Regions from separate parts of the Homo sapiens genome. Here region 1 is linked to region 2. Evidence: chromatin loops called from intact Hi-C (ENCODE). Cell type or tissue: PC-9. All regions are shown on one strand.

Region 1 (8,000 bases), 200 kb after region 2:
CTTGAAGTTATGGCTCTTCCCATCAGTTTTATGATGTTGGACAACTGGTAGAGAACCTCTCTGGGCCTTAATTATTGTATTTCACCTGGATATATCAGACAGCCGACTTCCTCACTGAGTTACAAGGCTTGAATGAGATTGAAAACAGCTTCATAAACTGAGGCAATAAAACAAGGTTTTCATAAAATGCTACTTTAGAGTGTCAGAGGTCTGACTCTGAGCTGAGTTGAGCTGGGTGGGTTGGCTGAACCTCTCTACCTTGGTATGGTCTGTTTCTGAGTGGGGGTTTGGGCTCATCTGTCTTTAGGCTGCACCAAGGGCTGTGACTACACGCTAGCATTGATGATTGAAAACATTTTAATAATTTGCCATAAATATCCAAGACAATAGGTAGTTTTCTGATTCTAATAGATTATGTTCTGAGCATAGGCCATCTGTCACCTAATGAAATCTGAGGTCAATTATAGAGAATTTTTCCTCCATTTGATGGGACCCATAAAATTTAGGTCACTCTCAAGCACCAGCACCAACCTTAACAGAGAGCACATATCAAAAGATACAGATGTCTTTTGTTTGCCACATATCATATGAGAAAATATACTTGAAATTGTAGGATGATGTAAATGGGTATGTTCAGTATAGGTCTACATTTGATCCAGCAATCCCACTACGGGGTATCTACCCAGAGGAAAAAAAGTCATTATACGAAAAAGATACCTGCACACACATGTTTATAGCAGCACATTTCGTAATTGCAAAAATGTGGAACCAACCCAAATGCCCATCAATCAATGAGTGGATGAAGAAACTGTTTTTTATAGATAGATAGATAGATAGATAGATAGATAGATAGATAGATAGATAGATGATAGATGGATGATGGAATACTACTCAGCCATAAAAAGGAATTAATTAATGGCATTCGCAGAAACCTGGATGAGATTGGAGACTATTATTCTAAGTGAAGTAACTCAGGAATGGAAAATCAAATATTGTATGTTCTCACTCATAAGTGGGAGCTAAGTATGAGGATGCAAAGGCATAAGAATGACACAATGGACTTTGGGACTCAGGGGGAAAGGGTGGGAAGGGAGTGAGGAATAAAAGACTACAAACTGGGTGCAGTGTATACTGCTTGGGTGATGGGTGAACCGAAAATCTCACAAATTACCACTAAAGAACTTAACTTATGTAACCAAACACCACCTGTTCCCCAATAACCTGTGGAATTAGAAAATTTTTAAAAAATGTATTAAATCCACTCTTTGGAACTCAGATAACATCTCCAGAACACCCCAGTGCTTTGTTCCCAACATCCTTTCTAAGTCTGCACCAAACAGCACAGGCACTCTCTTCTCCTCACGTATCTTCCTTGATCATCACTGAAACTCATGTAGAAGGATGAACTGGAGAGCCGAGTGCTGAAAACCCCTCACAGCTGTCTTCTCTTCTCACAGCCTTTCATCAGAATGGCATCACACTATCTAATTTTCCCCATCTGGTAGGTGAGAAACGGTATCTCAGTATAGTCTTAATTTGCATTCATTTGTTTGAGTGAGGTTGAACACCTTTTCATATGTGTAAGGGCCATTTTTATATCGTGTTTGTGTGTGTGTGGTCTGTTCATGTTTTAAGCCCATTTTCATGTCATATTTTTGGACTTTTTCCTCTCCATTTTTAAGAGTTCTTTATATATTAGGGATATTAGCCCTTTCTGATGTATGTTGCAAATTTTTTCTTCAAATTTCTCCGTTGTATTTTTACTTTGTTTATGGTATTTTCCCACACAAAAGGTTTTTTATGCAACAAAATTTATCAAATTGTTTTTACTATATCGAGATTCTGAGTCATAATTAGAAATCCTTTCTCTATACCCATTTTTTAAATGAATTTGCCTCACCTTTTCTTCCAGTATTTGTTTCTATGCATTAATGAAATTATTGTCTAGATATAAAAACCCCAAATATTCTATAAAATAGATCCTAGAACCAACAGGTGAGGTTAGCAAGTCACAATATATATGGCTAATATTCAAAACACAATTGAATTTCAGTATTATAAAAATAAATGATTGGAAATTAAAAATTTTAAAATACTACCATAGTACCATTTACAATACATCAAAAAACAAAATACTTAAGAATAAATCTAACAAAAATATGCAAAGGATTGTATGCTGAAAACTGCAAAACACTGCTGAAAGAAAGCAAAGCCTTAAATAAATGGAGAGATATACTGTATTCATAGATTGGAGAACTCAGTAGTGGTAAAATGTCATTTTTCTTCAAATTGACCTATAGATTTAACACAATTCCAATCAGAAACATAATAGGCTTTCCTGTAGAAATAAGTTGATTCTAAAATTTATGTGGAAATGCAAAGAATGTAGAATACCCGAAATAATTTTGAAAAAAGCAACAAATTTGGAGGGTTCATACTAACTGATTTTAGTTTTTTTAATTTTTAAAATTTTTTGTAGAGATGAGGTCTCCCTATGTTGCCCAGGTGGATCTCAAACTCCTGGGCTCAAGTGATCCTTCTGCCTTGGCCTCCCAAAATGCTAGAATTACAGACATGAGCCACCACACTGGGCCCTAACTGATTTTAACACTTATGGTAAAGCTATAGTAATTGAGCTAATGTAGGCTTGGTGAAGTAAGATAGACAAGTAGAATGAAGAAACAAGACAGGAAATTTAAAAAATAGATCGATGCATAGAGGATCAATGAACTTTTGACAAAGGTGCAAAGGCAATTCAGTGGACAAAGGATAGTCTTTACAACAAATTATGCACATCTACATGTTAAAAAAAAAACCCACCTTGATCCATATCTTGTACCATATACAAAAATAAACTCTAATGGGATCATAGACCTAAATGTAAAATCTAATGGTATAAAGCTTCTAGAAGACAGCATAAAAGAAATATTCTTAAGTTTGGGTGAGGCAGAGGTGTCTTAAATATGACAACAAAAACACAATTCATAAAATTAAAAACTTGATAAGTTGGACTTTATTAAATTTAAAATCATTTCTCTTTAAGACATTAAGAGAATGAAAAGTAACATCAGAAGCAGAATATTTGCTCTCTCTAGATATCTCTGTATACTACATATATCAAATAAGAGCCTTATATCCAGATTATAAAAAGAACTATCAAAGTTCAATAATAAGGAAACAACAATTTATAAAACAGGCAAAGAATTTGAACAGACGCTTCATCATAGATGATATGTAGTTGGCAAATAAGCACATTAAAAGAGGTTCATAGTGATATGCAATTAACATCATTTTTAGGATATACAAAATAAAGCTACAGTAAAATACCACTATTGACCTATAAGAATGAATAAACAAAAAAAAAAGCAAAAGAATACAGTTGACAATAGCAAGTGCTGTCAAGGATGCAAAGCAACTGAAATTCTCATACATTGCTGGTGGGAATAAAAAATAGGGAATAGTTTGGGCATTTTTAAAGTTAAACCTGTATTTACTCCTGGAAAGCTTTCTTCTTCTATTACAGTTCTGTTTTTGTTTTTTTAGGGACAGGGTCTCACCCTGTCACCCAGTTCAACAGTTCAATTATAGTTTTAAATGATAGTTACATTGTTTGCTATTTCTTCTTCATGTACTCCAGTTATACCAGTGTTGCTTTGGACTGTCTTCCCTGTCAATCACTTTCTTCCTGACCCATTTCACTTCTTTATTTCATTTCATTTTCTTGCTTGTTTGCCTTTGTTCAGTGCCCATATTAAATTTCCATCTGAGTACATTCTCCTTTGGGTGCTATAGCGAGGTGATGATGACCACGCCCACCCCCACACCCCAAAAATGTCTACTCAGAACCTGGGAATATGATCTTATTTGGAAAAAGGGTCTTTGCAGGTGTAATTAAGTATCTCAAGATAAAATCATCCTAGGTTTTCTGGTTGAGCCCTAATTCCAATTCCAAGTATCCTTAGAATAGAAGGAGAGAAGACACATAGAAACGATGGTAATGTGGGAAGGAAGGTGGAGATTAGAGTGACGCATCTATAAACCAAAGAACAACAAGGATTGCTGGCAGCCCCCAGAAGCTATGAAGGAGAGATAGAGCAGACCCTTCCCTCAGAGCCTCGGGAAGAAACAAGCCCTGCCAGCCCCTTGATTTGAGACCTCTGGCCTCCAGAACTGTGGGAAAATAAATTCCTATTGTTTCAAGCTCTCAGTTTATAGTAATCTGTTAAGATAGCCCTAGGAAACCAATATAAGTACCCTCTTAAAATTTATGTTTCAATCCTAAGATTATTTTTCTTTTTCTTTTATTTTCTTTCTGAGTTCAATCAACACACTGTTCATTACTTCCCATTTTTTTCTAAATCCATTTATATTTTAATTTCTGATTAAAGATAGTTTTTCAGGCCAGGCGCAGTGGCTCATGCCTGTAATCCCAGCACTCTGGGAGGCCAAGACAGGTGGATCACTTGAGGTTAGGAGTTTGAGACCAGTCTGGACAACATGGTGAAACCCCGTCTCTACTAAAAATACAAAAATTCCCTGGGTGTGATGGCGCCCACCTGTAATCCCAGCTACTTGGGAGGCTAAGGCAGGAGAATCTCTTGAACCTGGGAGGTTCAAAAAATAAATATAGTTCTAAAATTTATGTTTGAACCTGGGAGGTTCAAATATATACATATATACACACATATATACATATATATACATATATACACATATATGTATATATATGTATAGCTTTTCACATGTCTATACTTGTTTGAGGTTATTTGAGTCTGGAGTGTAGCATTGCAGTTTTCCTCTGCTTCATGGTCATTTTTGTATTTACCTCCCTTGGAGTGGTGGAAAATTTTTATCACTTGAGGTGTGTTGAGTCTCTTTCTTTAAGAAGCTTTGCATAGATTTATTCCATTTTTTGTAATTCTTTTTGTGGATGTGGGCTAATTTACAAGATTCTTCATTTAATGGTGCCCTCTTCTGTCAATGTGGTGAAGTACAGCTTCTTTAATGATTGTGTTTTGGTACTTGGGGGAGGAATAGTGTGTCTTCCAGGAGATATCCAAGCCTGTTATGCACACCAAAAAATATAAAGCTCTATCTTAAAGGCTTTACCTTTCAAATCCAGTATAGTTGAAATTTATTGTCTCTGAAGGAAGAACCTCCAAGAGCACACAACACGGTGTCCTTGCATTACTGTCAGGTGATAACTTCACATTTCCTTATATGGCATGTTTCCTCTGAGCCATCCATTCCCACCTTCACCCTGCTGCCTCCTCCCATGTGCCCTCTCTCTCTAAAAACCACGTTCTGGTATGTCCCACAAAAGCAAGGAGATGTAAACTAAGAAAGAAGCAGTGTGAGGGAAAAAGGAACAAGATTCACAGAGGAGCAAAGGAAATTCCTAAGATGATGATGAAATGAAGTTCTAGGAGAACACTTGTTTAATGTAGGGTTAGAGATCACCAGTTCAGGAGAGACAGCGCCCCCAGAGACTCCCCTCCAAAATGAAGCTTATAGGCCAGGCGTGGTGGCTCATGCCTGTAATCCCAGCACTTTGGGAGGCCAAAGCGGGCGGATCGCTTGAGGTCAGGAGTTCAAGACCAGCCCGGCCAATGTGACAAAACCCTGTCTCTACTGAAAATACAAAAATTAGCCAGGTGTGGTGGCACACACCTGTAGTCCCAGCGACTTAGGAGGCGGAGGTGGGAGAATTGCTTGAGGTAGGGAGGCAGAGGTTACAGTGAGCCAAGACCATGCCACTGCACTCCAGCCTGTGCGACAGAGTGAGATTCTGTCTCGAAAGAAAGAGAGAGAGAGAGAGGAAGGAAGGAAGGAAGGAAGGAAGGAAGGAAGGAAGAAGAAAAGAGAAGAGAAAAGAGAAAGAGAAAGGAAGGAAGGATTAAAAAGAAGCTTATAGAATATTTAATATTTATAAATAATTGTACCAACAAAAGTTTGACAGCTGTGTCAGAATTTGGGGATAAACTGGTGATATTACAAAAGAATACTAAGCAAACAAAAAAATGTAATCATTAACTCCAGGGTAGGGGGGTGGTTAAAGAAAAGGAAAGAGGCCAGGTGCAATAGCTCACACCTGTAATCCTAGCACTTTGGGAGGCTGAGGCAGGTGGATCATCTGAGGTCAGGAGTTCGAAACCAGCCTGACCAACATGGAGAAACCCTGTCTCTACTAAAAATACAAAATTAGCTGGGCATGGTGGCACATGCCTGTAATCCCAGCTACTCGGGAGGCTGAGGCAGGAGAATCGCTTGAACCACAGAGGCGGAGGTTGTGTTGAGCTGAGATCACGTCATTGCACTCCAGCCTGGGCAACAAGAGGGAAACTCTCTCTCAAAAAAAAAAAAAAAATGCAGGGGGCGGGGAAAGAAAATGTAACCATGAAACCCATACATAACTCAGCTGTAAATAACATTTACATAGTCAAAACATATAATCTTTGAATATTGACTTAACCAAATATGATGCTATTATAACTACATTAGGAGTGGGGTATAGAAGAATTGTGTGTGGATGAGGTGTGAATTGTAAGATGGCTAAATCTTTATCATCTATTGTAGTAAATAATATTTAAAGTCAAAAAACAAAAACATGGCAGTATAATCATATCCTTTAGGAAAATGAAAGTGAATACTATAATAAATGGCGAAGATTTGAAAGTGGTTCCCTCTGGGAACAGGAATGTATAGGTGAATGGGAGAGAAGAAATGGAGAATGGGTGCTTTCATTGTGATACTCAGGTGATGGTCTGAGGATCATGCAGAAGAAGTATTAATGTAGCATTCTCCTGACTTCCATATCAAATACAGGCACTCCTTGACTTAAGGTGGGATTAAGTCTGAACAAACTGATATTTTCAACTTATAATTGGTTTATCCTGATGTAGCCCCATTGTAAATTGAGAAGCATACTGAATGCTTATAACTTTTGCACCATCCTAACGTCAAAACCTCTGAAGTTGAACCATAGTAAATCGGGGACCATCTGCGTCTCCACTCACGCACACTACAGCTCCTTTGTAGGCCAATTCCCCTACACCGTCTCTACATCTTATATTCTAAGACTCAAATCAGGTCCCGTATTCTCCTGAATGTCTTCCCTGTTTGCTTGAACAAAACTGGTCTCTGAGCACTCATATTCATAATCTATTATACTTCTTTGGGCAGCTCATCAAATTCTCTTTCATAGTATTAGGTAAGAGTGATTTGGAACTTGCAGCAAATGCTAAGCCCTCAGAGGAGGCAGGGAAGTCATAAATGCTTGTTCAATTAAAGCAAACACATCCTGAGAGAGGATGCGGTGTCTTCAGAGCCCTTACTGGTGACCAGCACCCAATACATAGAAGAGAGGAAGGGATGGGAAGGAAAGAGTGGGGAATGGGATGGGGAGCAGGGAAATTAGGTAATGATGGTCAGCACTCACCCCTCCAGAAGACATTTCTTAGAGGAGGACTTGAAACAAATATGCAGGAGAGATTAGTGAGAAAGGGTAGATAGTTAGGATGTTTGTGTTTTTGTTCTATATTTTTTCTCCAGCCTAGGAAGCGTGCTAAGGAAAGTGTCAAAGAATCTCAACAGCAAGTACTGTGGTGATCAAATCCTGTTCCTCACACCCTTTTATGTTCTAGCCACTATTGACAACCCCACTAAACGTTAACTGCGATGCCGTTGGTAATAATTGGAGTCAACGTCCACTGACTCTAGATTAATCTACCTCAAGTCTGACCTCCAGGAAGCCTTCTTTGACCACTCCATCTCACACAGGATTGCTTGATTCCCTAAACTCAGCACGTTTCTTCCTGTATCACTTTGGAGTAGGCATAAGAGTGCCCTGGCCAGATCCCCTGAGATCCCTCTTCCCAGTTCTGTGCCTCCATCCTCTAGCTTCTACATGATCTGCAGCAGCAGTCAACATCTGTGACCTTCAGAGATCTTCTCCCAGGCACTAGGGCTGCCTGCCCCAGCTGAGAGCAGGAGGTGCCTGG
Region 2 (8,000 bases):
CCCAAAAGAATGCAAGCTTTTGTCTCTTATCTACCTATGACCTAGAAACCCCCATTTTGAGTAGTCCCGCCTTTCTGGACAGAACCAATGTATATCTTACATGTCTCATGTCTCCCTAAAATGCATAAAACCAAGCTGTGCCCCAGCCACCACTGGGCACATGTCATTAGGACCTCCTGAGGCTGTGTCACAGATGTATCCTGAACCTTGGCAAAATAAACTTTCTACATTGATAGAGACCCATCTCAGATACTTTTGTATTCACATACTCAAAACAGATTTGTTGGATGAGTGAATAAATGAATGGATATAAAATTTTTAGAATAGTGCCTGGCACCAAAAGGGTGCTTAATAATTATTTGCTATCATCAATATTACTGCCCATTGTTCAGATCACATTTGCATTATAAAGATCTAGGAACTTGGTTGGCAAAGAACCCCTTGAAGGAAAAGACCATGGGCGAGGAGGAAAACGCAGGGAATGTTTGCGGATTAATGAAGCTCATCCAAGACTCATTTATTTCCGGTAGACTTTGCATGGGCTCTTTGATTTTTCCCCAATCGATATGTTATGCCAGCCTTGAATGGATCCCTTGGACCTAACCCTGGCAGAGCTCTGCTAAAATCACCGCTCTGGGTTTCTCAGGAGAACCACAGGCCCAATTTAGCTAGCAGGAAGTAAAAATTAACAACTTCGAAGAAACCTCAACCTATTTCTGCTGTTATCTCATTTCCAGAAATTTTCTGTCTTTAAGAATAAATAAAAGAAGTAAACTCTAGCCAAAGAGCTGGTAATGGTTAATGCTACTAAACAAAGAATAAGCAGGCTCTGCACAGTCTGTCAGGATATTCCAGTGATCAGTAGAAAATACAAATCATTTAAAAATTGTTTTTAATAGAAGGGCTTACAAGGGGACTGACTTAATAAACCCATGTGACTTCTGCTTTACAGGATGACTCTGGCTGTGGCTTTTAAAACAGAGTGTAGGGTAGAAGTAGGGAAACCAGCTAGGAGGCTACTGCAATCATCCTGGAGAGAAGTGATCACAGCTCAGATCACAGCAGTGACAGTAGAAGATGTGACAGGTGGGTGGGTACTAGATATGTCTTGAAAAAGGGAGTCAGTAGGACTTCCTGGCTGGCCGGATGTGTGATGTGTGGCATGAGAGAAAAAGAGAGGTCAGAAACACCAGCACAGCTTTGGAGCTGAGCATCTGGAAGGGCAGAGTTGCTCTCAGCTGGGTTAGAGGGAGCCCTCAGAGCACCTCACCCCACCCCTAGGACACTGCTGATGTTCAGAGAATGTGTGCGTGCGGTTGCCTTACATTTTTTTTGTACATGAATATTTCACGTCTTTTTTATTTTAGTTTATTTTATTTTATTTTTTTGACAGAATCTTGCTCTGTTGCCCAGGCTGGAGTGCAGTGGCACGATCTCAGCTAACCGCAACCTCCGCCTCCTGGGTTCAAGCGATTCTCCTGCCTCAGCCTCCTGAGTAGCTGGGATCACAGGTGTGCACCACCACACCCAGCTAATTTTTTTTTTTTTAATAGAGACAGGGTTTCACCATGTTGCCCAGGCTGGTCTCGAACTCCTGACCTCAGGTGATCCACCGCCTCAGCCTCCCAGAGTGCTAGGATTACAGGCGTGAGCCGCATGTCTTCTTTAATGCAGAACTGACATGTATTTTTCAATTTTCTCAGAAGCAAGAGAGAGGAATTCAAAATCCCTAATCATTAATTCCTCCCGTCCCTGCCTTTTTCACTCTGTCCAGAAAAATTAGTTTTCTGAATAATTTTCATGGAACAGAAATAGCTCAAGTCTGACATGTTCTTCAATAAAAATGCAGATATTAGTGACCTTCACACACACAGAGCCTCTCCCGAGTGAACATAGCCCCTCAACGTGCAAGTCTTGCCTGAATGCCTCGATGTCCATTTAAAGCCACCTGGTAAGAGGAGCAGGTATTTCTGTAACTGAGAGGAGTATTGGGAAGAGGCTAGAGACAACATTTTATATTTCTGAGCCCTTGGGATAAGAAAGAGCCCCATTTTCTTGCCTGAAGTCCTCTGAGCAGTTAGAACCACTGGGCCACTGCTGCTCATCTGTAGCCCATCCACTGATGGCTCCTTGCCCAGACACAGAGCCTGACCCAGCCAGTGGACCTGGAGAGGAAAAGGGGATAAGATGAGAAATGGGAGTTGAGGGCCTCCCAGCTCCCCATTACTAATATTAATTTACTTTCTATATGCAACTATGGCTATGGGAATTTAGGACCACATGAAGCAATAAGATCAAATGGAAATCTTGACCTGCTTGTTTGGGTGAATCAATTTTCCTGGAAGGCTCAGGGCACTGTGGGGAAAAAACGCATACGAGGTGAAAACATGGCTGTTGCTAGAGCCCAGGAGACCCTATGAGTTCAGTCAAGGCTGGGAGAGAGTCAGGGGCTCTACCCTGTGACCCCCAGGAGAGTTTGCACCCACCATGTCACAAGGGCACTGCTATATGCTCAGAAGGGAGCTGTGTTACGAATTTTCAAATGATTCACTGCTCTCTAGATCAAGGTTGTTGTTATCAAGCAAAAGCAGTAGGAAGAGTGTGTGAGTAGAGCACTCCGTAGTTAACAGAAGGTGTTCAGATACTTGCTGATTTGATTCTCAAACTACCCTGGACTGTCGGCTTCATCAAGACAGAGAATCATGTCTGTCCCATTCATTGCTATCAACTGTGCTAAGGACGGGGAGTGGCACGTAACAGGCGCTCCGTGCATATTTGTTAAATAAAAATAAAAGAACCCAATAAGATAAGAAATAGGAGTTATTATTCCTATTTTATAATTGAGGCCGAGAGTCCCACAGTTAATAAACGGCAGAGTCAAGACAAGACTGAGCATCTTAATCCCAAGGTCATTGCTAGCTATTTTGTCTTATGAAGCTTCTAGGTCACAAGCTTCAGGATGCAAAGAACTCCAAAGGTAGGAGCATATGGAGGAGCTGTACAGCGCAGAGAAAAGCAGGCAGAGTCCCTGGAGCTTCCCAGAACACAGAAAGATTTACAAAGAAAGCTCAGGACTGAGATGTGGACACCGACATGGCAAGAAGCTTCACTTCCTCCCTGCGTGGCCAGGACACATCCCCAGCGAGCAGGGACTCATTGGGGATATGTGTGGCTCTTTAGCCTCCCCTGCAGGAGAGTTTCAGAATGCACCCTCTCTAAGGGGCTGAAGTGCTCATAGGAAAGCCCAGATCTGATGGATGATCCACTATTGAGGTATTCCTAAACAGTGGGATGCATCACCCCCACTTCTCCAGAGGAAATAACCAAGAGTTTAGTCTTACTACAAATTAGAAAGCTGCTAATGTGCATAGCTCGTTATGAAGTACAACTATAAGACATTGGGTTCTTAAAGCTGAGAGGAACCCTAAATAGTCCATAGCCTGGGTTCCTAGATAAAAGGTCTGCGAAGCTGCTGAAATAATCTGCATATTATGAGTATTCTGGAGGGGATTGTCCATGACTTTCATCAGATCCTCAGAGGCGTCTCAGATTCAAACCCAGCCACAGGAGGGTCTAGAATTACCTCCTCAGCCCCTCAACTAAGCAGATTTGCTCAAAGCCGCAGGGATGGGAAGTCCGTCTTTCCCAAGGCAGCTGAGGTCATTTCCTGTGATCAATTCCTGCTCCCCACAGAGAGTGAGGAATGTACAGATGGTTCCACTAGAACCCGAACAAAACAACTCCCTCCATGTGTCCGGCATATGAGGTCCAAAAATGAGCTGTAGGGTGGGAGTACTGGGACAGCCTTCAAAATGCACCAGCCAGCACGGAAAGGGCTGCTTTTGAAATTTGTGCATTTAAAGACAACTAACGACTAGTTTCATTGCCTCCCCCAAAGTGAAGTTTTTAAGTGACAGATTCTGCTCCTCTGTCTCATAATATTCTTACATAAAGGTTAGGCATGGAGCTGATGGCACCCATCAGCCCCAAATTCGAGTAGACCACCCCCAGAATGAAGTCTAAGTCATGGAGACAAAGCCCCGCGCTTGTGCTGAATGAGATCCTCTAGTGCTCTCTGGTGGCTACGACTTGTTACTGCACCTTTCACAACACATTTGTACGAAGTTTGTATTTCTGATTTTTTTTAAGTATTCCAAAACTGAAATCAGTTTAAAGTCCTCTCTTTGCTTACATATGAGTTGGGGCTCAAGGATTGTATAATCAATATGTCATGTGACTTATCAATGGCAGAGCCAACACTGGGGCTTAGGCCTTTCCTCTTGTTCGGGAGCTGTTTCCCACTCTGAGATTTGAAGGTGGGTGCAAGTGAAACATGGTGGAGAGCAGGAACTGCCAGGCTCAGGGTGGGAGCAAGCAGGTGTGTTAAGGATATCTCCGGGGCACAGAGCAGATTTGAGAGTTGGGGGCGACCCAAGAGCTGCACAGGGGCCAAATCACCAAAGGTCCTTTATGCCAGGATATGGAGCTTAGCGTCTGTTTGTAAGGAGGAGAGCCCCATGAAGGATTTTAAGGAGGAGAGCAATGGGATGGGGTCAAGGCAGCAGTGGGGAGGATGAACTGGGAAGCATTAAAAAGTAGGCCCACAGGCCGGACACTGTGGCTCGTGCCTGTAATCCCAACACTTTGGGAAGCCAAGGACGGTGGATCACTTGAGGCCATGAGTTTGAGACCAGCCTCGGCAACATTATGAAACCCTGTCTCTACTAAAAATACAAAAATGGTGCATGTCTGTAATCCCACCTACCCAGCAGGCTGAGATACGAGAATCTTTTGAACCCGGGAGGCAGAAGTTGCAGTGAGCTGAGATCCCGGCACTGCACTCCAACCTGAACAACAGAGTGAGATCCTGTCCCACACACACACACACACACACACACACACACACACACAGAAAAAGTATGACCCACAGCCTGGGCTAAATAGCAAAGCCTCATCTCTACAAAATATTTAGAAATTAGCCAAGTGTGGTGGTGCACACCTGTAGTCTCAGGTACTTGGGAGGCTGAGTTGGGAGGATCTCTTGAGCTCAGAACATGAAAGCTGCACTGAATCGTGATCATACCACTGCACTCTTGCCTGGGTGACAGAGCAAGACCCTGTCAGGGTGGGTGTGGAGTGGGGGCGGGGAAGTGTGGTCCAGGGAAAGTGTCAGAATCTCCAGGAGAGACAGCTTATAATGCCTGTTCCTACCCACCTCCAGAGACTCCATACAGTCGGTCTGGACTAGAACTCCAGTCACACCTTTAGTAAGCAGAAAGCTCCTTGGGTGTTTCTGACACAAATGATTCCAGAGCCACACTTGAAGAGTCACTGGAGGAGAATGAGAGGAGGAGGCAGTCAAAGACAGAGGCAATTTGCAAGGGATGAAAGGGAAAGAGTGCCTTGAGATTTCAGCTGAAGGGGGGCAGTCCGGGGTGTAGGAAGGAGAAAGGAGAACAGACAATGTGTGAAAAACTAAAGGAAGATTGTCTTAAGAGGGAGACAATCCTTCACAAAAACATACTCAGCAGGAAAGTTAAAGTAGGTGTGAACAAAAAACGGGTTCATACCTACTCTGTGGATTGGATGTGGCCACTCGGAGGGTCCCTAATGGCTCCACCTGGCAGCAGTTTTATTGGAAAAACGAGGGCAGAATCAGACAATAGAGAAGAGGAGCTAATTGGAGAAGAGAAATAAAGAGAACTCAGGAAATATTCCTCTCTCCAGAAGCTTGACTGGGAAAGAAAACGAGAAAGAGGATGAAGGCTGAATGGGAAGGGAAATTTTGTGCCACAGAAAGATTTTGTTTTACAGATGGGAAAGATTTGAATATCAGTCTAAGCTGTGGAAGACGAGCAGGCTGAGAGTCACAAGCAGTGGATACAAGACAGAGCAGGCATCGCTGGAGAGGGGAGGTTCCTGAGGACCAAGGAGGAAGGCCCCTTCCCTCTTGAGGCAGGTGGCTAGAAGCAAGGGGAGAGTGTGAGGGAAAATAGATTTGCAGGTTGATTAAAGGCAAAGGCAATGAAAATAAATGTCCTGAATACAAAAGCTCATTTGGTAAAATTTGAGATACTATTAATCTGGGAGAATTGATGAGTTCATTAAACAACTGAAGATTCAAAAAGATATTTACAATCTAGAGTGAAGAGCTACAAACTGGCTTCTGTAGTGTAAGTGGAAATTCTGCAGTTGATTTTTAAATTAGCTTGTGCAAATACAGGAGGGTGACTTGATGTAATGGCAAATGATAACATAAAAAATTAATTGATGGTATCTCCATTTGACTAAAAAGGCTTAGGAGGCTTTGAAAAGCCAAGAATTTGAGGTTATCAATGTGGGTTCTCAGGGGTTTGCAGAATTCTAGCCTAACAACTATTATACCAATTCTTTCTAAAGATGCAAAGGCAAGGAATAGTGGGTGGTGTGATTGTTGAGGCAACTTAATCTATACTGTTCTTTATAATATTTTAATGTCCTTTATTTGCAAACCTTGCTATTTAAGCTATAATTGGAAACCAGTTCTCTGTGATCTATCTCAAAACTGACTATACCAAAGGATGTGGCTACAAATGAGGCTCATAAACCTCCCTGACAACCTGGGAATTTTTTTTTTTTAAATAGAGTCTCGCTTTGTCACCCAACCTGGAGTGCAGTGGTGCTATCTCAGCTCACTTCAACCTCCGTCTCCAAGGTTCAAGCGATTCTCTTGCCTCAACGTCCTGAGTAGCTGGGATTACAGGTGTGCGCCACCATGCCCGGCTAATGTTTGTATTTTTAGTAGAGATGGGGGTTTCACCATGTTGGCCAGGCTGGTCTCGAACTCCTGACCTCAAATGATTTGCCTGCCTCGCCCTCCCAAAGTTCTGGGATTACAGGCATGAGCCACCATGCCCGGCCTGGAAAAACTTTTTAAGAAGTGTCCCCACAGAAATTCCAATTGATTAAGTCTGGGCAGGGGATGAGGTCAATGAATCATTCTGATGATCAGTTAGATTTGAAACCACTGAACTGCGTAGGAAACTAGTCATTAACTGGTTTGGAGGTGACTGGTTCCCATCCTAAACACCTACAGAGAGATAGAACTTTTTTCCTTGTGCTTCGCAAGCATTCAGAACAATTAGATTGGGCCTGTAGTGGGTATGACAAACTTATGTGCTTGAATCTGTGGCTAATTATGATTTACTAGAGGCATTTGTTGGTATTGGATATAAAAATGTAGAAAGATCTGCTTAGACTTATAAAACTCATTTTCTTAAAACAATTCAGTTTTCAAAATAAATTCAATCAGTATGTATCTATTCTTTTTAATATTTTCAAGTGAATAGTCATTAATAAGCAATAGCTATGTGTAATGATGCTGTGGATGTTATGAAGAGAGATGAATAAAGTCATAAGAGGTGGTTTGGAACTAACTCGTCATACCCAGAGAACCTACATTTTAAAAAATGAACAAATAATTTATCATCTGTATTCTTTAGGTTTAATTTTATTAGTCGTCATATTTAAGTTATGATTGATATACCATGAAGTCCATGCTTCGTAAGTGTATTGTTTGATGGGTTTTAGTAAATCTGTCCCGCTGTGTAAGCACCATCACCGTTCTAGAACACTTCCATTTTCTGACAGCAAAGTCCCCTCCTGCCTGTATACAGTCCCACAGCCTCAGTGAATCTCTGATCTACTTTCTGTCTCTATTATTTTTGCCTTTTCTAGAAATTCCCTATAAATGGAATCATAAAACCTTTAGGGTTTTGTGATGGGCTTCTTTCACTCAGCATAATGTCTGTGAGGACGATCCTATTCTTCGTGTGTATAAGTGTAATCAGTCACTCCTTATTTTTCGCTGTTGCATTTCTGTCTGTGATCCATTTACTAATCAATTTTTTGTGTATCATGTGAAGTAAGACTCTAAGTTTATGTATTTATGTATGTATGTATTTATTTATTTTTGCATCTGGATAACCAGTTGTCCCACTACTATTTAAAAAGACCATCTT

The links. A loop is a pair of places that touch in the nucleus more often than their neighbours do. Peaks named below come from ENCODE experiments on the same cell type or tissue, not always from the same donor. Only the 100,000 strongest peaks of a DNase experiment are listed, where the experiment ranks them.
Region 1: it touches region 2 in a loop (7-fold over the local background); 9 of 110 quality-filtered maps call a loop at or near these places.

Annotation. Positions count from the first base shown.
Region 1 is chr3:187,110,371-187,118,370 of GRCh38, reverse strand. No RefSeq gene overlaps it. Among named protein-coding and RNA genes, the nearest start is that of RPL39L, 25 kb to the left of the region's middle. In PC-9, CTCF peaks have their summits at 4,790 and 4,989 (motif pointing left); no DNase peak of the experiment used is centred here.
Region 2 is chr3:187,315,075-187,323,074 of GRCh38, reverse strand. No RefSeq gene overlaps it. Among named protein-coding and RNA genes, the nearest start is that of MASP1, 27 kb to the right of the region's middle. In PC-9, CTCF peaks have their summits at 2,995, 3,197, 3,864 and 4,067 (motif pointing left); a DNase peak (open chromatin) is centred at 3,154; H3K4me3 peaks cover 492 bases; H3K27me3 peaks cover 3,442 bases.